2 separate regions of the Mus musculus genome follow, and region 1 is linked to region 2. Evidence: chromatin contacts called from ENCODE Hi-C or POLR2A ChIA-PET data. All regions are on one chromosome and are shown on one strand. The core of a region is the stretch at or near the end of the contact, and the rest is flanking DNA. Distances in the headings are between cores, read along the strand shown. Region 1 holds the start of Lamtor4 (late endosomal/lysosomal adaptor, MAPK and MTOR activator 4). Region 2 holds the start of Mcm7 (minichromosome maintenance complex component 7).

Evidence for each region. Hi-C counts contacts between places; a loop is a spot of excess contacts on that map. ChIA-PET counts read pairs that join two places held with the same protein, here RNA polymerase II (POLR2A).
Region 1: a map of T-helper 2 cell shows a loop between it and region 2 (2.4-fold over the local background). The contact joins the promoter of Lamtor4 here to the promoter of Mcm7 in region 2. A Hi-C loop is called at or near these places in 1 of 37 maps with a recorded cell type or tissue (T-helper 2 cell). POLR2A ChIA-PET finds 5 or more read pairs at or near these places in 3 of 5 experiments (Patski and embryonic stem cell).

The regions. Positions count from the first base shown.
Region 1 is chr5:138,250,170-138,256,772 of GRCm38, reverse strand. Lamtor4 (late endosomal/lysosomal adaptor, MAPK and MTOR activator 4) reads right to left here and starts at 1,291. Exons shown (of 4, transcript NM_001081108.2): 1 at 970-1,291; 2 at 440-520. The coding sequence starts at 972. Nxpe5 (neurexophilin and PC-esterase domain family, member 5) reads right to left here. Exons shown (of 6, transcript NM_001013773.3): 6 at 4,898-5,661. The coding sequence ends at 5,129.
Region 2 is chr5:138,167,869-138,174,595 of GRCm38, reverse strand. Mcm7 (minichromosome maintenance complex component 7) reads left to right here and starts at 2,713. Exons shown (of 15, transcript NM_008568.3): 1 at 2,713-2,870; 2 at 4,200-4,279; 3 at 4,872-5,036; 4 at 5,123-5,247; 5 at 5,318-5,498; 6 at 5,649-5,786; 7 at 6,114-6,263; 8 at 6,424-6,538; 9 at 6,624-6,727. The coding sequence starts at 2,840. It overlaps Ap4m1 (adaptor-related protein complex AP-4, mu 1), which reads right to left and starts at 2,575. Exons shown (of 15, transcript NM_021392.4): 1 at 2,348-2,575; 2 at 2,159-2,247; 3 at 1,703-1,809; 4 at 1,528-1,624. The coding sequence starts at 2,405.

The DNA of each region.
Region 1 (6,603 bases), core at 42-2,541, 84 kb before region 2:
TAATTGTATAACTTGGGTAATGGTTTGTTTGTTGTTTTTTGAGGCTGAGTTACATGTAGTCCAGGTTGTGATTGAATTTGATATGTAGCCAAAGATAAGCCTGAACATCTAACCCACTGTTTCCACCTTCCAAGTGCTGGGACTACACTCTGTTTGGTTTTATGCAGTATTGGGATTGAAGAGAAGGCTCTGTGCATGCTAGGCAACTCATTCTCCGTACTAAGCTACCTCCCCAACCTTTTGGTAATTAGCTTTTATACCACATATCCAAATACTACATAAAGCTTACTATATGGCAAGCAAGGAACCACAGAGAAGACAAAAAGAGACAACTTGGAAATATTTGAAGGGATTTCTGGGCTGTGTGTCCCCAAAGGACCCCCCCACACACACACACACACACACCCTCCACCCCACGCTTTGCTTTCCCACAACGCACCGCCAGCACTGCACCTTCGCTCAGCACCAGGTAGCCAAGCTGGTCTGGGATTCGCTCCAGCCCTTGGGTCAGTGCGGAAGTCTAGAGGGTAAAGAGACAAGGAGAATCATGACAGCCTTGCAAACCCATCTCCCTCCTGGATATGAGCCTTCCAAGGCCCTCATAATGGCTTGTAACACTGAGTCTCCATCCACGGTCACTATTGGACCTCTGAGCTCTTCCACTTGTCATGTAGGTGACCCAGGAGGCCTTCCTAGCCCCTCAACCCCTCCTCATGTCCCTTCCCACTCCAGTCCCCTTATGCCCCGCCCCTTGTGCCATCTAGACTACTCCCCCGCTGCAGAACACCCGGTAGCGGAGCCTTCCTTCTCCAGCCCTCCCTGTCGCTTCCCTCCCATCTCTGTTCCCTTTCGGTCCCAGGGTGGACTGGAGGTGACAGTGAAATGCAAGCCATAAGGTGGCAACAGAAGCTCGGAAAACAGGGACGCGGAACCGCAGGCGTGCACACCCGCGCATGCGTCCACACTCACCATCGCAGCCGTAGGTGCAGTGTAAGCAGTCTGCCGGATAGGTAGTTTCCGGCTCCAGGCTCGGGTCAGGTGGTTTCACCAGCTGACTGTAGCCCAGCCCTTCGCTTGAGGATTGGATGGCGGGTATGTCATTATACTTTATCAACCACTGCGGAGCCCCGCTTTCCGAACACATTCGTGGATTGGTTGCATTTCCCCGCCCCTCAGGATTTGCCTGCGAGAGTTGTCCGGAGAGTCGCGGGGCAGTGTCGCCACACGAACGTGCACTGCTTCTATCCTTTGCAATAGGAATATGCATCTGCCGGTGGCTTCCAAGAAGAAAGTAGAACAGTCCGGTGATGTAAGAGGAGTCTTAGGTGTCACTGTTCAACCTGAAAAGAGAAACTAATGTACCAATGTGAAAGACGATGGTTTGGTTTACACGTGAAAAGCTGTTCACGTGTTAACTTTCTGCCTTGAGTATATGTGTTAAGAGTGGATCGGCCCAAATATGGCTATGAATGAGTAAATCAAATTTGCTGTGTACACACAGTAGTGTAAGATCAATACAAGATGATAATGTCCTGACACCAAATGCAGCTTGAGAATCTCCAAAACAAGAGAAAGCAGGCCAGGGAGATGGCTTCAGAGACCACTCAGCCTTCAGAGGCTCAGACCCAACCAAAAGGACGGGTTGTGAAAGGGCAGGTTCATAAGGCTATATATTATGTGGTCCCATCTATGTAAGACGCTTAGCTGTGACTATTGCCGAATGCTTGTAATCCTAGTTTAAAGCCTGAGAGGCCGAGGATTGGGCTGAATAGGGAGTTCAGTGCCAGACTGAGGCCTGAGCTACCTACCAAGATCCTGATTAAAACACATACACTTCTTGCAAATACAGAAAAACTGAAAGCAATTACTAGTTGGTAGTGGGGCAAGAAAAAATAGGAAGTGCTTATTAATGAGGGTATGGCAGGGCATGTGATTTAAGCTTTTTGGAATTCATATTGAAGTCTGCATATCTTTGTGAATGTGCCGAAGTTACTAAGTTGTACACTAAATTAGTGAATTATATCCCCCACCCCATTTATTTTCAGTGCCAAGAAGCAAAGTCAGGGCCTTATGCATACTGGGTGTGGGTCTGTACCCACAGCACTAAACAAAGAAAGTCGTCCACCCCAAATCATCTTGTAGAAGCAGCAGCTAATTAGAGAAAATGAGGCAAGGCTGTAGCTATCGTTTCAAAACTTGCCTAGCATGCATAGGCCCCAGATTCAATCATCATGACCAAAAAATTGAAGTAGGGCTGGCAAAGTGGCTCAGCGGGCAAAGGTGCTTGGCACCATTGCTCTGAAGTGGGTATACAAATATCAACAGCTGCTTTGTACAATCCAGAGAATGGTCTACAGTAGCCACAATTTTTATTTTGAACGAGTGACTTTATAAAGTGAGTGAGAGAGAGAGAGAGAGAGAGAGAGAGAGAAGCACATCAATTTCCATCAAATCAGGTACTCAAGTATCCAAGTATCCAGCCAAAACTACCTGAGGAAGTCCCTTTAAGACAACTACGAACAGACAGAGTTCTGGGCAGAGCAGAGAGTTTCTTCAGGGAAGGCTTCTAAGTAAAAGAACAGAAATCATGAAATTGGGAGCTTACAGACATCCATCCAAAACCAACCTGGAGAGGCTGAGGTTGCTAGCTGGAGTTCTGGATTACGTTTTCACACCATGACTGAGCATTCAGCTTCTCTATAACATTGCAGGAACTTTTTTACCATGCGTGAGCCCTGGGGATCTCTGTTGGAAATGGTTTACCTGGCAGCTGTTGTCAAGGGCAATTTGCTTGTTGGCTTAATTGGTTGGTTGGTTGGTTGGTTGGTTGGTTGGTTGGTTGGTTGATTGGTCATTCTTGAGACAGAATATCACTAATGTAGACTAAGCTAGCCTAGAACCCAAAGAGCTCCTCTGGCCTCTGCCTCTGAAGTTCTATGATTGAAGGTGTGCTCCACCATTCACTGACAGGTACAAGATTTTTGCTTTTGATGTTCTGTTTGAAAAGACTGGAATTTGCACAGGACACACCAGGACCAAGTTCCCAACACAAAGGAGAGATTTATTTGCTCCAGAGGGACAAAGAGTGTGGATAGAAGACAAGGGAGAGGGGAAAGAAATATTTGCTCCAGACAAAGTGACTACCTCTGGATAAAGTGGAGACAGGCATGGTCCTTAGGCAAATGGCAGTTTATAAAAGTAAAATAAGAAACCTGTGATAGAATGAGTTGCTTTGTTTTGATTAGACATGATAATTAAGGTGACCAAAGGGAGGCTTTTGATTGCTGGACTTTAATATTTTAATACCAGGCTGGCCTTGAACTCAGAGATCCACACGACTCTGCCTCCATAGTGCTGGGATTAAAGGCCTGTGCCACCATGCCCTGCTTTATTTTTATTTTTATTTTTATTTTGTGTAGCTTTGAGTATCTGTGTGAGTATATGCCATCTGCGTGCAGGTGCCCATGATGGCCAGAAGAGGTCATTGTTTCCATGGGAACAAGAGTTACAGGGAGTTTTAAGCTACTCATCTAACTGGGGTGCTCTGCAAGAGCAGCAAACACTCACAGCACCAAGCCATCTCTTCAGCCTCCATGCCTGCAGGCAAGCTTGGACATTGGTAATTTGGGAAAAAAATGGATATATTAACTTGACCGTATGTGCATGCACATTTTGTTTGTATTCATGTGCTCCACCTGTATGCAAGGCTTAAAGAGGTTGGACGAAGGGATTAGATTCTCTGGAATTGGAGTTACAGATGGTTGTGAGCCATCACAATATTGCTGGGAATCAAACCTACTAAAGCCTTCTCTCTAGCCCCAGTAGTTTACTTATGTTGAACCTAAGCATTTAGCTTGGTGAGAGGTAGTTAGAGTAATAGATACTAGCAGTTCCCCAGGCTGGGGGAGGGATGCTGTTTGTCCCTCTTTTTTTGTTTTGTTTTGTTTTTTCAAACAGGGTTTCTCTGTATAGCTTTGGCTGTCCTGGAACTCACTTTGTAGACCAGGCTGGCCTCGAACCAGAGATCCGCCTGCCTCTGCCTCCCAAGTGCTGGGATTAAAGGCGTGCGCCACCACCGCCCGGCTGTTTGTCTCTCTTGACCTAAGATGTTCTCTATTCCTTTTGTTGTTGTTGTTGTTGTTGTTGTTGTTGTTGTTGTTCTTTTTTTGAGACAGGGTATCTCTGTGTAGCCCTGACTGTCCTGGAACTCACTTTGTAGACCAGGCTGACCTCGAACTCAGAATGGTTTTTTTTTTTTTTAAACACTCCAGATTTTATACCACTCCTGGTCTACCCTGTGACTGTTCCCCATCCCATACCTCCTCCTCACCCCCTGTCTCCACAAGGATGTCCCCACCTCCCCAACCACCACCTCACCAAACCACTCCACTCCCTGGGGCCTCCAGTCTCTTGAGGGTTAGGTGAATCTTCTCTGACAACCCAGACCTGGCCGTCCTCTGCTGTATATGTGTTAGGGGCCTCACATCAGCAAGCCTAGTATGCTGGTTTTTCAAGGCAGCATTTCTCTCTGTAGCCCTGGCTGTCTTGGAACTCACTCTGTGGACCAGGCAGAAACTTTCAGAGATACTCCTGCCTCTGCCTCCCTAGTGCTGGGATTGCAGGTATGTGGCTCCACCATCCAGCTAAAAGCTGTCTTTTAAAAAAAAAATTAAAAAGAGGGGTTTGGGAGATAGTTCAGTAGGTAAGGGTGTAAACACGAGGGTTTGAGTTTGAGTTCCCAGCAACACATTTAAAGATCTGATATGAACTTTGTGCCTGTAACTCCAGAGCTGTGGACACAAAGAAAAAGATGTTTGAAACTTTCTGGCTGCCAGCCTAGCTCTAGAGTCCAGAGACCCTTTCTCAAAGAACAAAGGTGACAGTGATAGAACAGGATGCCCTAAGATCTTATATTCAGAAAGGGATTGTGTACATATATGCAAAACATGGTCTCCTAATATAAAACTAGATTGTCCATGTGGTGCATAGAGAGAAGTATAAAATATGGAACCAAGTGTCATAGTGGGTGAGCCAGGGGTAGCTTCAGCTTTCTGTCATTCGGAGTCCATTTTTTCGGTGGCCACACCCAGGCTCTCCATCCATGCAGCCTCAGATCCCTCAGGAACACTCAGGTGGAACAGATGAAGGACAGAAATAATTCCACTTCATTGCGGACAATAAGCTTCCTTGGGTGGATGTTGTCTGGCACATTCAAGGTGGAGGTCATTTCCCATGCATCCACAAAGGCCACTCGGAGACCAACAAAGGCAGCTCGGAGCAAGCGATTCACCTGCAGTGTGAGCCAGTCACTGCCATACACGGATTTGTAGCCAGTATTGGCCAGTTTGATGATGACCAGAGTACTGGGTTCGTGGTCCAACAGGGCCTTCACAGCTGCCCGAATCCCTACCAGTCTTCGGGCAAAGATGGAGGGAGGGAAAGTGGTAAAGTGGGCCCCGATGCCCAGCACCACCACTGTGTAGGGTCCCCCAGCCAGGCCGTGTAGTTCTCTGGCCACAGAGTGCAGGGAGGCCACTGGGGTGCGGAGAGAACGCAGGGGCCAGCTGTGGGCCCTCCAGTGCAACACTGTCCCCCGAGTTGTCTCCACAGCCATCAGAGGACCTACCTGATAAGTGACATGTAGATCAACTGGCTTCAGGGCTGTTGGGAGGAGGAGAAGGAAGGTTTTAACTTAGGGAACCAAGCAAGATGGCTCAGGCAGGAAGGGCTCTTGCTACCATCATTTATAACTTGAATCAGATCTCCTGAGATCCATAAGGTAGAAGGAGAGAATTTGCTCATGCACATTGTCCTCTGAACTTCTCATACACTATAGTTTGTGACTGTGCGTGCATGCACACACACACTCAGTGAATTAACATGGGGTTGTTGTCTTCTCTTATACATAAACATTTATTTATTTATTTATTTATTTATTTATTTATTTTCTGGCAACAAATCTTACTATATTGCCTTGGCTGGCCTGAGCTTCACTATGTAGGTAAGGCTGGCCTTGAAGCCACAGATCTGCTTGCCTCTGTTTCCAAGTGTTGGGATTGAAGGTATGTAATTCTACACCCAGTATGCACATAGACACACACACACATGTACACACATGTATACAAACACACACATATATGAATGTGTATCACACATAACTATTTGAGAGAGTCCTATGTAGCTCATGCTAGATTTTAACCTTCTTTGTAGCTGAGAATGGCTGGCCTTGAATTCCTAATCTTTCAGCCACTTTGTTGTGGTGGTTTGAATATGCTTGGCTCAGGAAGTAGCACTGTTTAGAGGTGTGGCTATGTCAGAGTGGGTGTGGCCTAGTTGAGTAGGTGGACCTAAGTGTGTCACTGTGGGTATGGACTTCAAGATCTTAGTCCTAGCTGCCTGGAAGCCAGTCTTCTCCTATCAGATGAAGATGTAGAACCCTCAGCTTTACCTGCACTATGCCTGCCTGGATGCTGCCATGTCCCACCTTGATCATTAGGAACTAAACCTCTGAACCTATAAGCCAGCTCCAATTAAATGTTGTCCATATAAGAGTTGCCTTGGTCATGGTGTCTGTTCACAGCAATAAAACCCTACCTGAGACAT
Region 2 (6,727 bases), core at 1,464-3,963:
GTGTGTGGACCTGAGCTCAGTCCCTGAAATGTAAGTAAATAAGAAGGTGGACATGATAATGAGCATCTATAATCCCAGTGCTCCCATTCAGAGACGAGAAATAGAGACAGGAGAATCCCAGGAAGCTTGCAGGCTCGTTAGCTTAGTGTACGTGCACTGGGGAACAAAGGGAGCTTGCCTTTCACTTCTCTTTTTTTTTCTTTGTTATTTTTATTTTTATTTTCAAGACAGGATTTCTCTGTGTAGCCCTGGCTGTCCTAACTCATTCTGTAGATCAGGCTGGCCTTGAACTCAAGAGATTCATTCACCTGCCTCAGCATCCTGGGTGCACCACTATGGCTGGCTTCTATTTTTATTTTGAGACAAGGTCTCATGTAACCCTGGCTGGCCTCCAACTCACTATGTCGACTGGGAATGCCTCAAAAATCAAACTGATCCATCTGCCTCTGGATGCTGGTATATTAAAGGCACGCACCACCATGACCAGCAAAGGACTCTGTCTTGAACAAGGTAGAAGGTCAGGACCAATACCCGATATTGTCCAACAGGAAAGAGAAGGACACACAGGTGGAGAAACGGAGCCAGGGAGACAGACAGACATCCTGTGAGATAGCTCTGCTGGTGCTTGCTATCAAGCAAGCCAACCTTAGTTCAATCCCAGGGACCTAGACAGTATGTTGGTTGGGAACACGCAAAAGAAACTTATTTTAAATAAAATCATTTCATTTTTAGACTCCATTTAATCATAAGGAGAAGCTAAATTCAAGATCCCAGGCTCTGGGGGAGCTGAGGACTTCCCAATAGCTGAACGGCTTCTGTTGTAAATAGTTGCCTGAGTCCAGACATCTTTTTTTTTTTTTCCCCAAGACAAGGGTTTCTCCGTGTAGCCCTGGCTGTCCTGGAACTCACTTTGTAGACCAGGCTGGCCTCAAACTCAGAAATCCACCTGCCTCTGCCTCCCGAGTGCTGGGATTAAAAGCGTGTGCCACCACTGCCCAGCTGAGTCCAGACATCTTAGGAACAACTTGTACAGTTGTCTGAGTCCCGCCATCTTAGGGACAGCTGGTAAGAGAACAGCTGTTTGAGTTCAGACACCTCAAGGACAACTTCTCCATCTTGCTGGCAAGATCAACTAAGCTCGTGTTCTCAAGCCCAGAAAACTACTCCTAATCTGATTGGTCAAAGTTCCCTTGCTCAACCCCTTATGTCAAAATATGATTGGACAGTGCTACAGCTCACCCCACTCCCCTCCACTTTGTGGTGTCAGCCTTTAACTGCTAGGCAAGTTCAGGAGTCTGTTCTACAGCCCTGACTGATCAGTACTGGCTTGATTACAATACCTTTTTGTCATCTGCATTGACCTAGTGCTTGAGTTATGGTGGATCTATATTGGATTTAGCAGATTCTACAACAAGTAGAAGATACCTGATCTCCACACATGTGCAGTGATGTGGGCAAATACACACACACACACACACACACACGTGAATAAATAAACTTAAAAAGACCAAAGTTTTTGGGCTTTACCAGCACTTCATCCAGGAGTTCGTAGACAAGCGCCACATTGCGTGAGATGGTTCCCTCATTGAGTGAGCCACAGTAGTCACCCAAGAGAGTGGCTAGCCTAAGGAAACACAGCAAATTATGTGTGAATAAACCTCACACGCCCTCCTTCTTAAGTGCCTGTCCCAACTCTACTCACCGGGAAAGCAGCTCCAGAAGGCTGAAAGGAGAGACGTTTTCTAAGGTTGTGGCCACCAAATAGAGCCCACTGTGTCTGATGTGAATAAAATGACGATCACCGTGATACTGAGGCAGAGTTGAGGACAGAGGCCATTAAGAAAAGACCAGAATTGTAGTAAGGAAACCTGCAAGATGGCACCCTGAGGTCTACTAGTGATGGGCGATGCCCCAGATCTAAGACCTGGCCGCCTAACGTGGAAAGGTAGTATCTACCTCTCAAAGTTGTTGATAGTCAAAAAATAGGGTGCATGGCTCTGTAACTGGCTTCTTGTTAGTACTCAAAACATTTATAAACAAATCCTCCCCACACACACACCCCCGCCCCCAAGCTTCCTACCAAGCTGCCCTTGACAGGGAGGAGGCACTCACCCACCTCCACAGTTCTAAGGCCCTGCACACCAACCACAGTAGTTACCATGACAACCGGGGACTCGCCTCCAGGCAGTCCCGTCAGCTTCCGGTAGAAGAGCTCTGCCACATCACGACCACCACTGTCCCCGCGGACTAGCCAGGTGGAAAGATAGTTAAGGAACAGGCGACACAGACTGATCTGGATTCGATTTCTACCCAGCTACCCTACCCCGTCTCCCGGGTCAAAGGATACAGTCTTTATAGATGAGCGGATCCCCCTTGGAAGACAGAATGAAGAACTGGGAAATCATGGCGGTTCTGGAGGATAGACGAGAACACGGTGAAAGTTGAACCCACCCCGCCTTGTGGACGCGGAACAAAAGGCCGCACGGAGGCTGGCGCTTTAAGAAACACTCCTCCCACACACACACTCGCGAGCATTAATTTCGAACCGCGGGAAACAGGGTGTCCAACCCGCCAGGATCTGGCAATCTTTCAACGGCCCGCCCTCAAGCCCCTTGTCATTCAATCTAGACTCGTCCATTGATTGGTTAAAGTTAGGGGCTGGCAGCAGTTGGGAACCCCCTATCTGATTGGCGGGTTCTCAGCCGCACGGGTCACATGGGTGACGACGTTTCGCGCCAATTTCGGTTGGCCGGCTACGTCCCGCCGCGCGTTCGTTTTCTGCTTCCCCAGAGAGAGATTTTTGAGCCCTTCAAGTCCTGCCACACCGTCCCCGGCAGCGATGGCGCTTAAGGACTACGCGATCGAAAAAGGTGAAGATCTATAGGGCTGGGGGCGGCGTCCTCGGAGGGAAACTTCTACCTGCACCTGTTGAGGGGTGCTGGAGTCTTGGGGTCGGGCGGGGGAGGGGGAGTGAGCCGGGATCTGTGACTCCGAGGACAGGCGAACTGCGCCTGCAATAAGCAGTGGGCGTCAAGGATGGAGGAAGCAATCCTCCTTGGAAAAGGTGATGTGTTTGTGTTATGGAGAGAACCCAGTGGAGTCCACAAAGGAGGGGCGCGCTCGGTAGAGACCGGGTGACTTGGTTCAATGCATTCAATACGTGACCCAAGGGACTAGGTTACTGGGCCAGCCTCTGCTGCTCGGGGCGCTAGCGAATTCCCGCGTCCACTGGAGACTGGCCGAAGTCCAGAGGCGGGGCTTGCCAGACCGCTACGCGCCGCGATTGGTTGTTTTCGGCCGCCCTCCAAGCGGAAGTAGAGGCGGGCGGAAGTGGCGCTACCCGATCTTGGGACTGTCGTGTGTAAACAGTGTCCTTCCGCGCGGTGGCCTCGGAGATAGCTGCAGTAGGTAGGGGCGTGCCTAGAATTGGGAGGCTAAGCGCCCGGTGGCGAAAGGTGGCAGTGTGGTGGACCCGAATGGCCCTTTGGCGTTCTGGCCAATCCCCGCTCGGCCACCCGTCTCGGGCGGAGGAATCCTGGGCTGTGAGGCGGCTGGAATCTGGGCCCATGTGCTTCTTTGTTTACTAAGAGCGGAAGCAGTGGCGGGAGCCGGGCATGAGTGCAGAGGAGGCCTAGTGGCGGACGTCCTGGCGGGAGCCTAAGAAAAAGAGTTGTACTGGTAGAGCGAGAGCCGAGGACCTTAAGTCGATTGGGAGCGAGCTGAGAGAATTGAAGAAACTGAGATTCCTAATTAAGACAGAGTGTGGAATTCTCTTGGGAAGGTTGGGTAAGACTCTTGTAGCTGCCCGAAGACCTATATTCTTCTCTGTGTAAAAACGGACTTGTGAAAAGGAACACTGCCTACTTTGGGGAGAACTTGGTCGATTTGTTTTCAATGTTCATTTAACTAACTAGTTCATAGGTTTCGTCTTAAGTGAAAGTGGGTTTCTTAGGTTTCTGTTAAGAGTTTGAAATAAAGAATCTAAAAGGAAAGTTGATTGTTTATTTTATTTATTTTTACATTATTTTGTTACATTATTGTGTGTGTGAGATCGCACGGGCATATCATAGTGCTGGACACCCGCAGGACTCTGTTCTCTTCCAACCTGTGGGTGGGCCCTAGGGATTGAACTCTAGTCCTTGGCAGCAGTGGTCTTTACACCTCACTGCAAAGACTTGGTTTTTATTTTATATTTGTAGAAAAAGTTAAGAAGTTCCTCCAAGAGTTTTATTACGAGAATGAGCTTGGAAAGAAGCAGTTCAAGTATGGGACCCAGTTGGTAAGTCTCAGGATTGGTTCTGGGGAGTGGCGTGGCGTGTTAAGAACTTGTATAAGGTTATCTCAAGTCTGGCTATCAGTGAATGACTTGATTCTGATTGTTTTTATACAAAGTTGGGTTTTTGTTTTGTTTTTAGCTTAAGGGTTTTCTTAGATGTTTTAGTCGTGTTTATTCCTATGTGTTTGTGCTCACAGGGGCATGCCATAGCATGTGTAGAGGTCAAAAGGACAATTTGTGGAAGTCTGTTCTCCCACCATGTGTGTTCTAGAGAGCAAATTCAGATCATCTGGCTAGATGGCTATGTCTAACCTGCTGAGCCACCTCATCCATTCCTAGCTCTTAGTTTTTAGGGGTAGTCTTTGTGTGGCTCAGACCACCATCAAGAACACGCTGTGTAGCTACATAGCTGAGGTTGGCTTTGAGCTCCTCACTCTGTTGCCTTCTGAATCCTAAGTGCTGGGATTATAGACATCTACCACCATGATGTACTGCATTCTGTTCTTTCCCCAGTGGTAGGATAGTGACTTTAGAAGAGCTTTTGTGGGTGAGGTGAACTTGACCCTAAAGTGTTAGCATCTCTTCTTTACCTCAGGTTCATCTGGCTCATCGGGAACAAGTGGCACTGTATGTGGACCTGGATGACATAGCTGAAGATGACCCTGAGTTGGTCGACTCAATTTGCGAGAATGCCAAGCGCTACTCAAGACTGTTTGGTGATGTTGTGCAAGAGCTTTTGCCTGAGTACAAGGAGAAGGAGGTAGGTGGCTGGTTTGTTTCTGAGCTCGTCTGCCTCGTGCCCTGTTTTCTTTCTCTGTCCTGCCTCTCGCCTTTTCTTTCTTTTAGGTGGTGAATAAGGATGTCTTAGATGTTTACATTGAACACCGGCTGATGATGGAGCAGCGAAGCAGAGACCCTGGGGCAGTCCGGAACCCCCAAAACCAGTATCCTTCTGAACTCATGCGAAGATTGTGAGTATCTCTGTGGGAAAGGGCGGGGACTTGCTCTCCGGGGACTTGCTGACAAATGTTTCTCTTTTAGTGAGTTGTATTTCCGAGGCCCAAGTAGCAGCAAGCCTCGAGTGATCCGGGAAGTACGAGCTGACTCTGTGGGGAAATTGTTAACTGTGCGTGGCATTGTCACTCGTGTGTCTGAAGTCAAGCCCAGGATGGTGGTGGCCACATACACTTGTGATCAGTGTGGGGCAGAGACCTACCAGCCAGTACGTATACAATTCTATGATGGTGATTTGATACCTCGGGTCGTTTTGACTGATAATATTTCAAGGAGGTCTTAATCCTTATTTTAAAAGACACAGAGCAGAGATGGTTACTGTGGTGATTGTAAGACTTCCTGTTTTCCTTGTTTGTAGATCCAGTCTCCCACTTTCATGCCTCTGATCATGTGCCCCAGCCAGGAGTGCCAGACCAATCGCTCAGGGGGGCGGCTGTACCTACAGACTCGTGGCTCCAAATTTGTTAAATTCCAGGAAATGAAGATTCAAGAGCATGTGAGTTTAGGGGATATGAGTCCTGCAGCTGGTTATGAAATTATAGGAAGAAAGATTGGGAGAGAGGTTTACCTAGAATTTTTTTATATTTGCTCTTAGTCAGAAAATCGGGAGGTGATTTAATTGAAGTTTTTTTCTGGTTCTATTGGGAGGAGGATAAGAAGAACTCAGCTTCCTTCCTGAAGTCATCTAGGTTGGGATGACTGAATCTTACCATCAAATGGGCATCTTCTGGGGTGGTGGTCAGTTGGGTCAGGTCTGCCTCGCTTTTCTCCTTGTCTCATGTGCTCTGTGTCATGCCCTCCCCCACACCTCCCAATCTCCTAGAGTGACCAAGTTCCTGTGGGAAACATCCCTCGTAGCATCACAGTGGTTCTAGAAGGTGAGAACACAAGAATTGCCCAGCCTGGTGACCATGTCAGCGTCACTGGCATCTTCTTGCCAGTCCTGCGCACAGGGTTCCAACAGATGGCACAGGTGAGGGCGTTTTGAATGAGGAAATAGCTGCCTTGCCTCCTCATCCACCCACTCACTCTTCACACCCTTAGAAAATGAAAATCAGTGAGGTGGAACTTGTGGATAAAAAATTCTCAGGGACTCTGGTGATGGGGACTTTAAAGGGAACTCTTGTGTCCAGGGCTTACTCTCAGAAACTTACCTGGAAGCCCACTGGATTGTGAAGATGACAAAGAGTGACGATGATGTCTCTGGGGCCGGAGAGCTGAGCTCAGAGGAGCTGAAGCAGATTGCAGGTGAGGGACCACGAGCTCAAGTTGAGAGTTGAGCTCCATCCTAGATTTTGTCCTGAAGGAAATGCTATGGCTTAATTTTTTGCAGAGGAGGATTTCTATGAGAAGCTGGCCGCTTCTATTGCTCCGGAGATCTATGGACATGAAGATGTGAAGAAGGCGCTGCTGCTGCTTCTGGTGGGTGGTGTGGAC